Linked DNA regions of Homo sapiens: region 2 is linked to region 1. Evidence: chromatin loops called from intact Hi-C (ENCODE). Cell type or tissue: heart left ventricle. All regions are shown on one strand. Links, peaks and the distances in the headings refer to the core of each region. The heading gives the core; the rest is flanking DNA.

Region 1 (5,176 bases), core at 852-3,351:
TTATTAATCAGTTTAGTTGGAATAACTGTGCACTCAGGCAGCTGTTGAGATGACAGAAGTGATTTGTTCCATAAAATGTTAATGGCAAGAGTACAAGTATGAACAATAGTAATAGCTGACATTTACTGAGCACTTATGCTTCAGGCACTGCGCTAAGGACTTAACCTGCATTATCTCATAATCTTGGCAACAACTTTATTATTATCCCAATTTAACAGGAGGGAAAAATTAATAGCACAGGTGCAAAGGGTCTTTAGCATTCATCTCTTTGACCCTCTCAGTTGACAAAGCTCAGACTCTGAAGTTGGACTGCCTGAATTTGATTGAGTGGCCTTGGGCAAGTAACTTAACCTCGTTGTGCCTCAGTTTTCTCATCTGTAAATGGAGAAAATAGTAGGCCCTGGCTGATAGATTATTGTGAAGTTTCAACATGAACAGTTCATATGAAGTACTAAGAACACAGTAAGTGTTAACTGCTTAGATTATTTATTGTAGGTGAGGAAAATCCAAGGAGATTAATGCCCAAGGTCACATAGTCAATAAAAGCCCAGTACTCTTTCCATTATACAAACTCTTCTTGCATGTAAGTCACATTGTGCCCTCCTTCCTTACCCCCACAAGCTTTCACTAGCTTGGCCCCTTTTATCTTAATCACTTAGCAGCCAACTGCTAGTATGATGAGTGACATCAGCACTTTTGCTTTGGCAAAGTCTGCGATGACTGTCCCATGGAGGCAGCCAATTTCCAGAGCTTTCTGGCTTGGTGACATGTGGAGAATAACCTAGATGATCTCCAAGGTCCCTGTCACTCCCAACGTTCTCAGATGATTTAAGCTAAGAAAGCAAAGGCAAGTTTCCCTATTAGGTAAAAGAGAACACATCTTTTGACCCAGTTGTCTGGATCTTAAGGTTTTTGTTTTCTTTTTTCTTTTTTTCTTTTTTTATTTTTAGGAGAGAAATAGTTGAAAAAAAGAAAAAAGATTAGCTCACTAGACTAGCAATATCCTGGCAGTCACTTACACAGCACTTTTTATTTATATGGAGCCTCAGTTACCTACATGTGGGTATGTTAGAGTGGTCCTGATGCCAGGCACTGCCTGAGATACTCTTTTTGGTTCACGCTTATGCTGACCCAAGGTGCTCACGTTAGAGTACTTGGTTTTCTTAAGAGGATGTCAACTCATTGAGGTTTCATGTGATTGGATCTGTCTGTTCCTACCTGAAAATTTGAGGATTGAAGAGAAAAATTCTCTTTAACCTCCGCACCAGGAATGGCTGCACAACTCTTGAGCAGCTGATTGGTTTCTATCTTATAGACACTGAATACATAATTCATAGTATTTTTCTGATCTTGTTGGCTGCTACAGCCAAATTTGCAACCTGTTTCTAGCAATATGGCATGGATTTGGTACACAAAACCTACCCCTGGTGGCTTTTTCATATTTTTTCCTATCGTCGTTTCAATTCTTCAATTATTTTCAGCACTATGCAGGATAGAGGATATAAATAATAAAGGTAATCTCTGGTCTAATTTCAGGACCTGGAAAAAGCCCCGGGCATCCCAGGCTATTCAGTTTTCTCCAAAGGGCTTAGGCCTTCTCATTTTTTAATTGCACAAAAAATATAAATTGTGGACACCACAGATGCTATTGTTCCCTGTGGTGTGATGGAGTGTTGCACAGATCATGTTGTGCTATGGGAGAGGGGTAAGAGAAAAAGGTACTGGTTATAAAAAAGAAAAAGGCAAAAAGGGGATCCAAAATATAAAAGGAAAGAATTAGAATTGAGGGGGTTAGCTTGGAGACACTGGAGATAAATTTGCCTGCATGACTGTTTTTCCATGAGCCAATCTTCAGCACTCATCAGCTCCATCTGGCACAGGTACCCAGGGAGGCCTTCTGCAGTGCAGTTTTAAAATCTACTTTAAGCTTTCTATGGCAGTAATTCTCAAACTATTTGCATATGGATCATTGTAATTCTTACCAAAATTATTTTGATTCAGTAGATCTTGGATGGGGCCTAAGATTCTGCATTTTTAACAAGGTTCCAGGTGATGGAGATGCTATGAATTCAAGATCCACACTTTGAATATCGAGAATCTACAGGTCTTATATGGCAGCAGTTGGCAATTGGGGATTTCTGGACTCACGATCTTCTGGGTCCAAGCCATCTTTTCCAGTCTTGCTAGTGAAGATCTCTGAGGTTTAAAGTCAGCATTACTTGGATTTCCATACATTGCTGATCATAATGTAAAATAGTGCAGCCACTTTGGAAAACAGCCTGCCATTTCCTCAGAATGTTAAACATAGAGTTATCATATGACCCAGCAGTTCTACTCCTACGTATATACTTAGGAGTAATGAAAGCCTATGTTTATGAATAAACCTGTATACAAATACTTATGGCTGCATTAATTCATAATAGCCCAAAAGTGGGAATAGCCCAAATGTCCACAAACTGATGAATGGATAAAACTGTGGGTTATCCATACCAGAGAATATTTTTCAGCAATAAAAAGGAATGAATTACTCACACACGCCACACCATGGATGAATCCTGAAAACGTTACGCTAAGTGAAAGAAGCCAGTCATAAACATCCAGGTGTTGTGTGATTCAATTTATATGAAATACCCAGAATAGGCAAATCTATGGAGACAGAAAGGAAATTAATTGTTGCCAGTGGCTCAAGGGAGGTGGAAAGGGGAGTGACTGCTAATGGGTACAAGGTTTTTTTGGAGATGATGAGAATGTTCTGAAATTAGATTGTAGTGATGGCTGCACACCTCTATAAATATTAAAAGCCACTGAATTGTACACTTAAAGTGGGTGAATTTTATAGGTGAATTATATCTCAAAGCTGGTAAAAGTCTTGTAGAGGTAGAGGGGTGCAGAGTATATCTTAAGAAAGCCTGCATGCACTGCCTTCTATCCAAGCAGTAGTTCTCTGCCCTATCTGGGGGTTCATGCTTCCCCTTCTCCTTGTTGGGAAACCCTACACCTCATTATATGCTCTCTCAGGTCTTGGTGATGTATCTATATTTAAAGTAATCTCACCCAGATTTTTTGAGTGTGCTAGAATATTGGGTTATTAAAAATAGGCTGTGAAACATCAGAAAAATTTCAAACTTTTAATGCTCTAATTTTAATTTCTAATTAAATGAACACTTCATCTGACGTTGCAACAGAGTGCACGCTTCGTACTGTCAGTAGTGTTGTGACAACAAGCCTGAGTTAAAAAAGTTATGGAAGCTCAGGTCAATTGACTTTTCCTGCTTTGCTTATAAGACCTCAATTCCCACTTAGAGTCCATAAATATCTGCAAAACCAAACCAGCGAGAACGTTGCTCAAACCTTGCTTTTAGAATGATAATTTACTTTCATTTAATAAATATGGGCACTTCGTCTTCTGTATCTGTTCTCAAAAAGCTGATGCTATATTATTTACTGATAAATAAAATTTGGAAATCTGCATCAGACCTAATGGATATCAATACCTTTAATTTAAAGGTGGATTTTCTGTCATAAATATACATTTTAAAATGTAAATAAAATTAATAACTTGTGCTTGCAATTTAAAGGATTTACCACAATACAAAAAAATCCTCAGCTGATGGGTTTTTTTTTTGACAATGCTAGCTTTGCATGTGAATGGAGAAGCTCATTCCTTACAGGGTGTGATTGGCAACTGGCCAATTGCCCTCTCCTTTCCCATCTTCTGCCCACCCTGTCCCAACAGTCTCCATTGACTATGACTGAAATTACACAGTTAAAGGTTTAGTTATTTCACTGGCTTAGTTATTGCTCTACTGATCTTTTTAAAAAATACAAAAACCCTTGGGAGAAGCATATTTAACACTTTTGAATCACCAATACCTTGGCTAAATAGATTCCTTATCAGATAGTTTTCACCCTGATAACTCAGAGCAGCACTCAGCAAAAAGGGAATCAGAGGCCTGGTGCATCCCCTAAGGTCATCATTACTTAGTTCAGAGGCTTAGTTTCTTTATTTACAAAAAGAGAACAATGGGCCAGGCTCAGAGGCTTATGTCTGTAATACCAGGACTTTGGGAAGCTGAAGGAGAAGGATCATTTGAGCCTAGGAGTTTGAGACCAGCCTGGGCAACATAGTAAGACCTTGTCTCTACAAAACAAATTTTTAAAAAATGAGCTGGGTGTGGTGATGTACACCTGTAGTCCTAGTTATTTAGGAGGCTGAGGCAGGAGAATCACTTGAGCTCAGAAGTTCTCTAGGCTGCAGTCATAGGCTGCAGTCAGTCATGATCATGCCATTGCACTCCAGCCTGGGTGATAGAGCAAGGCTCTGTCTCAAACAAAACAAAACAAAAAACCCAGATATAAAAATGTTTAATAAAATTTAAGCACATCAAATTTAACATTATATAAAAAGAACAGTACTTTACAACAAAGTCAGGTTTACAAGGGGCTTGCTCTCTAAAAACAGCCTTCTTCTTTCCCGATAGATTGTAAGTCTGTGTTTGTAAAGTCATGATTCTCTGTAAGAAGATGAATTGTATGGATGACTATTTTACTATTGGTTACTGCTGCATCTATCAACTTGGGGAGAAATGTATTAGAGACAAAATAAAATGGTTTTAATCTTAAAAGAAAAGAGAGAACAATGGTGGTGGTAACATCTGCCTTGCCAGCCTCCCAGGTAGAATCACAGGTGGTGAGTCAGACAACTGTGAGTTTACAAACATGCAACACAGCAGCAATCAATGAACCTTCATGATGTGCTGGACGCTGTTTAGGGACCCAAATAGACCATTTCACCACCACTGCATGCAGATCTGAAAAGTCCTATTTTCTACATGCTTCCTTTGGAAAACACAAAATGGGTTAGATTTTTTCCCAATCTCTTGTTATAAAAATTTTCAATCATATATAGAAGTTGAAAGAAACTTACAGTGAGCACAGATGTATCTACCACCTAGATTCTACAATTAACATCTTACAATATTTGTAACATAGTGAGACCCCGCCCATCTCAATTTTAAAAAAGGGAGAAAAGGGCCAGGTGCAGTGGCTCACGCCTGTAATCCCAGCACTTTGGGAGGCCAAGGCGGGTGGATCACCTGAGGTCAGGAGTTCGATACCAGCCTGACCAACATGGAGAAACCCCGTCTCTACTAAAAATATAAAATTAGCCAGGCAT
Region 2 (5,176 bases), core at 1,538-4,037, 110 kb after region 1:
TAAGGAGCGTAAAGCTAAAAAATATTTTTTAATGACAAGACATGGAGCAGTAGAATCATGGTTTTCCTTCTTGGCATTTGTAATATATCATATCAGAATTCATCTTGATTTTGCTGAATACCCAATAAATAAGCTCTGAAAGAAAAATAGTAGTAATGTGTAAAATGTGAATACATCAGTAGGTTTTTACTACATGAGTACCCTGATAAAATTTCAGCCATTTGGGCAAAGAGGAAAATAGAAGGAAATTATCAGAATTTTACAATAAACGTTCTGTCAACTTAGGGATGGAGTGCCATCAAAATCTAGCTGAGTTTATCTTTGGGTAATGGAATTGTGAGTTATTTTTATTTTATTTATTTTATTTTTGCTTCTCACTCTATTTTTTTTTTTACAATGAACACCTGCAAATTTTGTCTCTAAAGGTCAATATCGTTTTTTGAACTCAGGTATAAAAAAATAATGTCACATATTGAGGAACTGAAAACTGGACATAAGCTAAGTTTCACCAATACAAGACTGATTAAATACATTATAGTGTAGCCTTAAACAGATATTAAAAATTATTATTTAGTCAGGATTTATTGATGTAAATCACATTCACAATATAGTGTTGAATATAATGTACTAAAGAGTATATATGGCATAATTTTTTTAAAAAAAAATTTAAAATATCTTTTTAAGGCCAAGAAAGACACACATTAAAATATCCGTAGCAATTATTTCAAGGTGTTGGAAATAGAGGTAATTTTTACTTTTTCTTGATATCTTTCTTTCTAGTCTTCTTTACAAACAAAATTTTAAAAAACTACGTGTATGTATTTTTTCTAACTAAGAAACATTTCCCCTGAACAACATTTCTCTAACTGAAATCCATGTGATTTTGAAAGAAGGAACAACAACAAAAATGCCATTGCCACAAATTCAACATCTCCAAGATGTACTGTCTTTCCCATCCAACCTGCTTCTCCTTCCTGCTTGACTTATTGGGACCATCCTTGAACTCACAAACCCAGGCATTTGTTACCCAAACCAAGTTGCAGTGAGTTGCAATGACTAAAAAGACCACATGGCAAAAGTGAGGTTATACTTAGGATGGGCTGAGGGGCCATGCATTCCAGGCAGGAAGAAGAAAATGAACAAGGGCTGGCATTTAAGAATATGCACATCGTCATTGAAAAACTGTGAGGAAACACGAGTGGATGAGTGGGGAGTTTGTGAGGCGTATAGTAGGAAGTAAGATAAAGTGGGCCAGATTAGAGGGTCTTAAATACCAGGCTGAGGGGTCTTCAGTTTATCCAGGAAATGATGGGGCTGTTGAGCTTTTGAGCAATAAAATGACTAAAGGTAATTGGAATCTTTGAAAGACTCATCTGAAGGCAGAAAGCAAAAAGATCAGTTTTACTGCTGCTGTTCATATCTGGGATGAGAAGAGCCTGGATTAAAATAATTAAAATAGCAGCAGTGGCAGAGGAAAAAGAGACAAATGAAAGACTCCCCAAGGAAATAAAATATTTACAATTTGGATTCAAGATGTCCATCTACCAGGAGTACACCTACAGGCTTGTCCCAACTCTGGGAAGAGACCCTCCCTGACCTCTCAGACATACAGCTGACACTCTACCATCCAACAGGGAAAACAACTGTGAAGCTGGCCATCAAGCCATCAGGCAGGTCTCACTGGGATAGTTGCCCATGGCCACAAGCATATTTGTCCAGGCACAGTTCAGAACATCCCAGTGAGCGGGTATTACTGGTGTGTTCTCCTCCTACCCAATTTAAAGATGAGGAAAATCATGACCAGGAACATTGAAATGACTTGTTAAAAGTCTCACAGCTATTAAGTGGCAAAGCTAGAACCAGGGAGGAAAATAAACTATTGAGCACCCATGGTGGATTAGGCAATGGGCTAGGCATTCATATACTTTACTGGGATTAATCCTCACGGTAACCCTAGGTGCTGTTATTATTCCCATTTTATAGATGAAGAAACTGAGGCTTACAGAAATTAAGAATCCCTCCCAAAGTAGGCAAAGAGATTTAGGGTTGGAATTCATGTCTGTCTGATTCCGAAGCCCTATGCTGTAGTCCACTGCTATACAACAAATCACACAAGGACAGAGGAAAAATTTAAAGACCACCAAGGGCAATGATCCAGCCCCAGTCCAAATTACTGGAGTAAATGAGCCGAGAAATTTCAATTCACTCGTCAGTATGTATAAGGATAGAGTCTGTTTTCCTGCTAATCAGCCTTGCAGTTTGGCCCAGACCTGTCTCCTAGCAGCTTTCTCTCCTCCAAGCCACATACAGGCCTGTGAACAAATACTCAGTGGTGCTTGGAGTCACAGAAGGGCTCGACTTTTTTGATCGCGACAGAGAGGAACTCAGTGTTAGCAAACTGAAAGCAGAAATCCCAACTGCCAGAGAGATCCTTACACTTTGTACAATGCCTGTTTCCTAAAAAACCAAGCAGTCCTAACTAATCGTCTGTTGTGACTCATCAGCAGAATGTTCTTTGGACAGACAGAGCTCAGAAGCTTCCAACAAAAAGTAAGATCGGCCCTTTGGAACAGCTTTTTCTCCCTTAGGGGTTGAAACTTCTGAACAGAATGCTTTAGTTAGGGTCAAGTTTCACTGGGACCTTAAATATAATTTCTTCTCTGTGGAGAGATCAGTGGATGAAGAAAAACCAGAGGCCTGGAAGATGCCGTGGGGGTTCCACTCATCCTTTTCCTGGTTTCACTCCTTTGCTACCTTGCAGGGGAGGGACAAAAACCTAAAAACAGAGTTTATTAGGACTCTATTGTTTAGGTTTACACTGAAGTAAAACATTTGTTTCATATCTCACCTACATTTACCTAGTTTCCTGGAAATTCCTTTCATGATCCCACAGTCTAGCTACCCAAAAAATTAAAAACTAACCTCAGGTAAAATTTATATGAATGAAACGAATCTGGGTAGTGAAAGGTATTCTGTCCCAGCCTGTGGGGGTTTTGTATTCCTGATACACCCAGCCATGTATACACTATCCAAATTTGTCCACGCTTTTCCCATGAACCTCACAAGCAATGATCTGTAACCTCCACAGATAAATACCATTTTTTCACATCATACCTCTGATTTGGCACTCATATCCACACAGACACATGGAGAGACCAGAGAACATTGAAAAAAAAAATGTGTGCCTTTAAGAGAATGTTGTTGCTGCTTAGTATTGCTGTGCATATTCCTCTCTCTCTCCAGCTGGTTTTTCAAGTCCCTGAGGGTAGGAACCATGCCCTGTGCATCTTAGAGCCCCCACAGAGAGTCTAGTTTGTTGTGGTAGGTATTCAATGAATAGGTTAGAAGATACAGGCCGGCTCAGAGAGTAGGTCAGGGAGACAGCCAGGAGGAAGGAACGCCAAACACAAAGGAACATCTAAAACTTGAGAACAGACCACTTCTGCAGTGCCCATGATAATGCTGAGTTGGATCTGATTTTGCCACTGAGTTCCAGTGGTACAGGCATAAAGCCCAAAGTGGTGTCAGGTGGCTGCCATAGGGAGATGAGGCAGCAGCTGGTTGGCAACTTCTGAACTGGCCGGAGTGAAAGGGGAGATGATTCAAAGGGAATCTCACTTGTCGCTCCAAGACCTGATATGCCTTGGAAACAATTGGTGAAGCTTCAACAATTACCAGAAGTCCTCAGCCCTTTGGTTGTGGGTGGCACTGATCTATGACACAGCCTCCAAGTCCTGGCAGGCTTTGAGAGGGCAGAAAGGACACTGCTGGTGCAGAGATTTCTATATTTAAGATGGTTGTCTCAGCCTCTGATTTGGAAACAGTTTGTCGTAGCTAAAGCATGAGTGCTTCTCTATGGGGTTGTTTCTTTGCAGTTGACACCCTACATTGAAAAAGCCATTTTTTGTTCTTTGTTTCAAGAGGTAGCCCATCTGGATATTTTACATGTTTGCAGTAATAATTATAAAACAGAAGGACTGTTTAATTTATAGTTAAGCAAAGAAGCTGGGGTCACTGATCTTGGCTTCGAAATAGAGATTATTTCGAAGAGCACATGCTTGTTGCGAAAACATGCAGCATCTTATATGATGGTTAGTGGTAAGAGAAGATCCAGAATTTCTATAATGGAGGGGTTTAAGGTACTCATATGTTTGGAAATAGAGAAGGAGGCTGGAAGCTGCATTTACATGGTAACTTTCACAATATTGGGAAAACCTCGATTTTCTATACCAAGAGTGGAGTGAGGACTAAAGTCCCCCGAACTACAATCATCATCCTTCCTACCCCTGAGGTGTCACTGCTTTTAGCTTAATGCTGTATTTCATCATGATTCTCAATCTTTCCCATTCCTTCCAAGGAAAGCCTTGTTTAGTTTTGGCATTTTACTCTGAAATGTTCATTTCAACCTATGATTTATGTAGCAATATGGGTTATTGTTGACTCCTCTCTTTTGAACCTACCCTCTGTGGGTTCTCCCATAGTCACAGCCTAAAACCAGGACCCCATCGTCTCTCTCCCAGACTGTTCTAAAGACCTCCTGCCCTCCTTCTCATTTATCCTGTTGCTTGATGGACTTTCTTAATGCATATTTGAGTGTCACTCCCCTTCTTTAACAGTTCTCTGCAGTATCCAATCTGACTTCCTTAGCATGACATCTCTAGGCTTTTATGACCTGACCCTTGCCTACCATTCTTATAAAAATGAAAATAGTTCTTTCTGTTGTTGCAGAGGTTAATAATTTAATGAAGGCCTTTGTAACTGGTCTCCATGATTAGGGATTACTGAACCCTCTGCAGCACTTTGTAGCTGCCTCCCAGTGACTTCTGCCTCCAGGGAGCAATCTCTGGTCAAGAAATAATGACCACCACTGGAATCTGTTAAAAAATGAACTCTCTTAGGCTTTTCCCAAGGACAGTCGTATAAGGGAGGGTGAGTTCAAATCAGGGCAGGTTACATATGGCACTCCTTTCCCAGGTAAATATCTTTACCTTGGCAGCAGACAAAGGTTTACGAATATTTTTTAGCATTCTGAAAGCTTTGAACAACTGAAATAGAAACAGCCAATCTAATTAACAGCACTATTCAGAAGCTGTTGACTCAAGGCCAAGCCTATTAAATGACAAGAGAAAGTACTCATTGTGGGCCCAATTGAGCCCAGAACTGCTGAGCTGTTGAT

What was found. Hi-C counts contacts between places; a loop is a spot of excess contacts. Peaks named below come from ENCODE experiments on the same cell type or tissue, not always from the same donor. Only the 100,000 strongest peaks of a DNase experiment are listed, where the experiment ranks them.
Region 2: a loop joins it to region 1, with 3 times the contacts of the local background. A loop is called at or near these places in 3 of 110 quality-filtered maps.

Annotation. Positions count from the first base shown.
Region 1 is chr3:150,164,420-150,169,595 of GRCh38, reverse strand. No RefSeq gene overlaps it. Among named protein-coding and RNA genes, the nearest start is that of LINC01213, 72 kb to the left of the region's middle. In heart left ventricle, for the core only: no CTCF peak of the experiment used is centred there; no DNase peak of the experiment used is centred there; H3K27ac peaks cover 199 bases.
Region 2 is chr3:150,059,923-150,065,098 of GRCh38, reverse strand. No RefSeq gene overlaps it. Among named protein-coding and RNA genes, the nearest start is that of LINC01998, 19 kb to the left of the region's middle. In heart left ventricle, for the core only: no CTCF peak of the experiment used is centred there; no DNase peak of the experiment used is centred there; H3K4me3 peaks cover 645 bases; H3K27ac peaks cover 908 bases.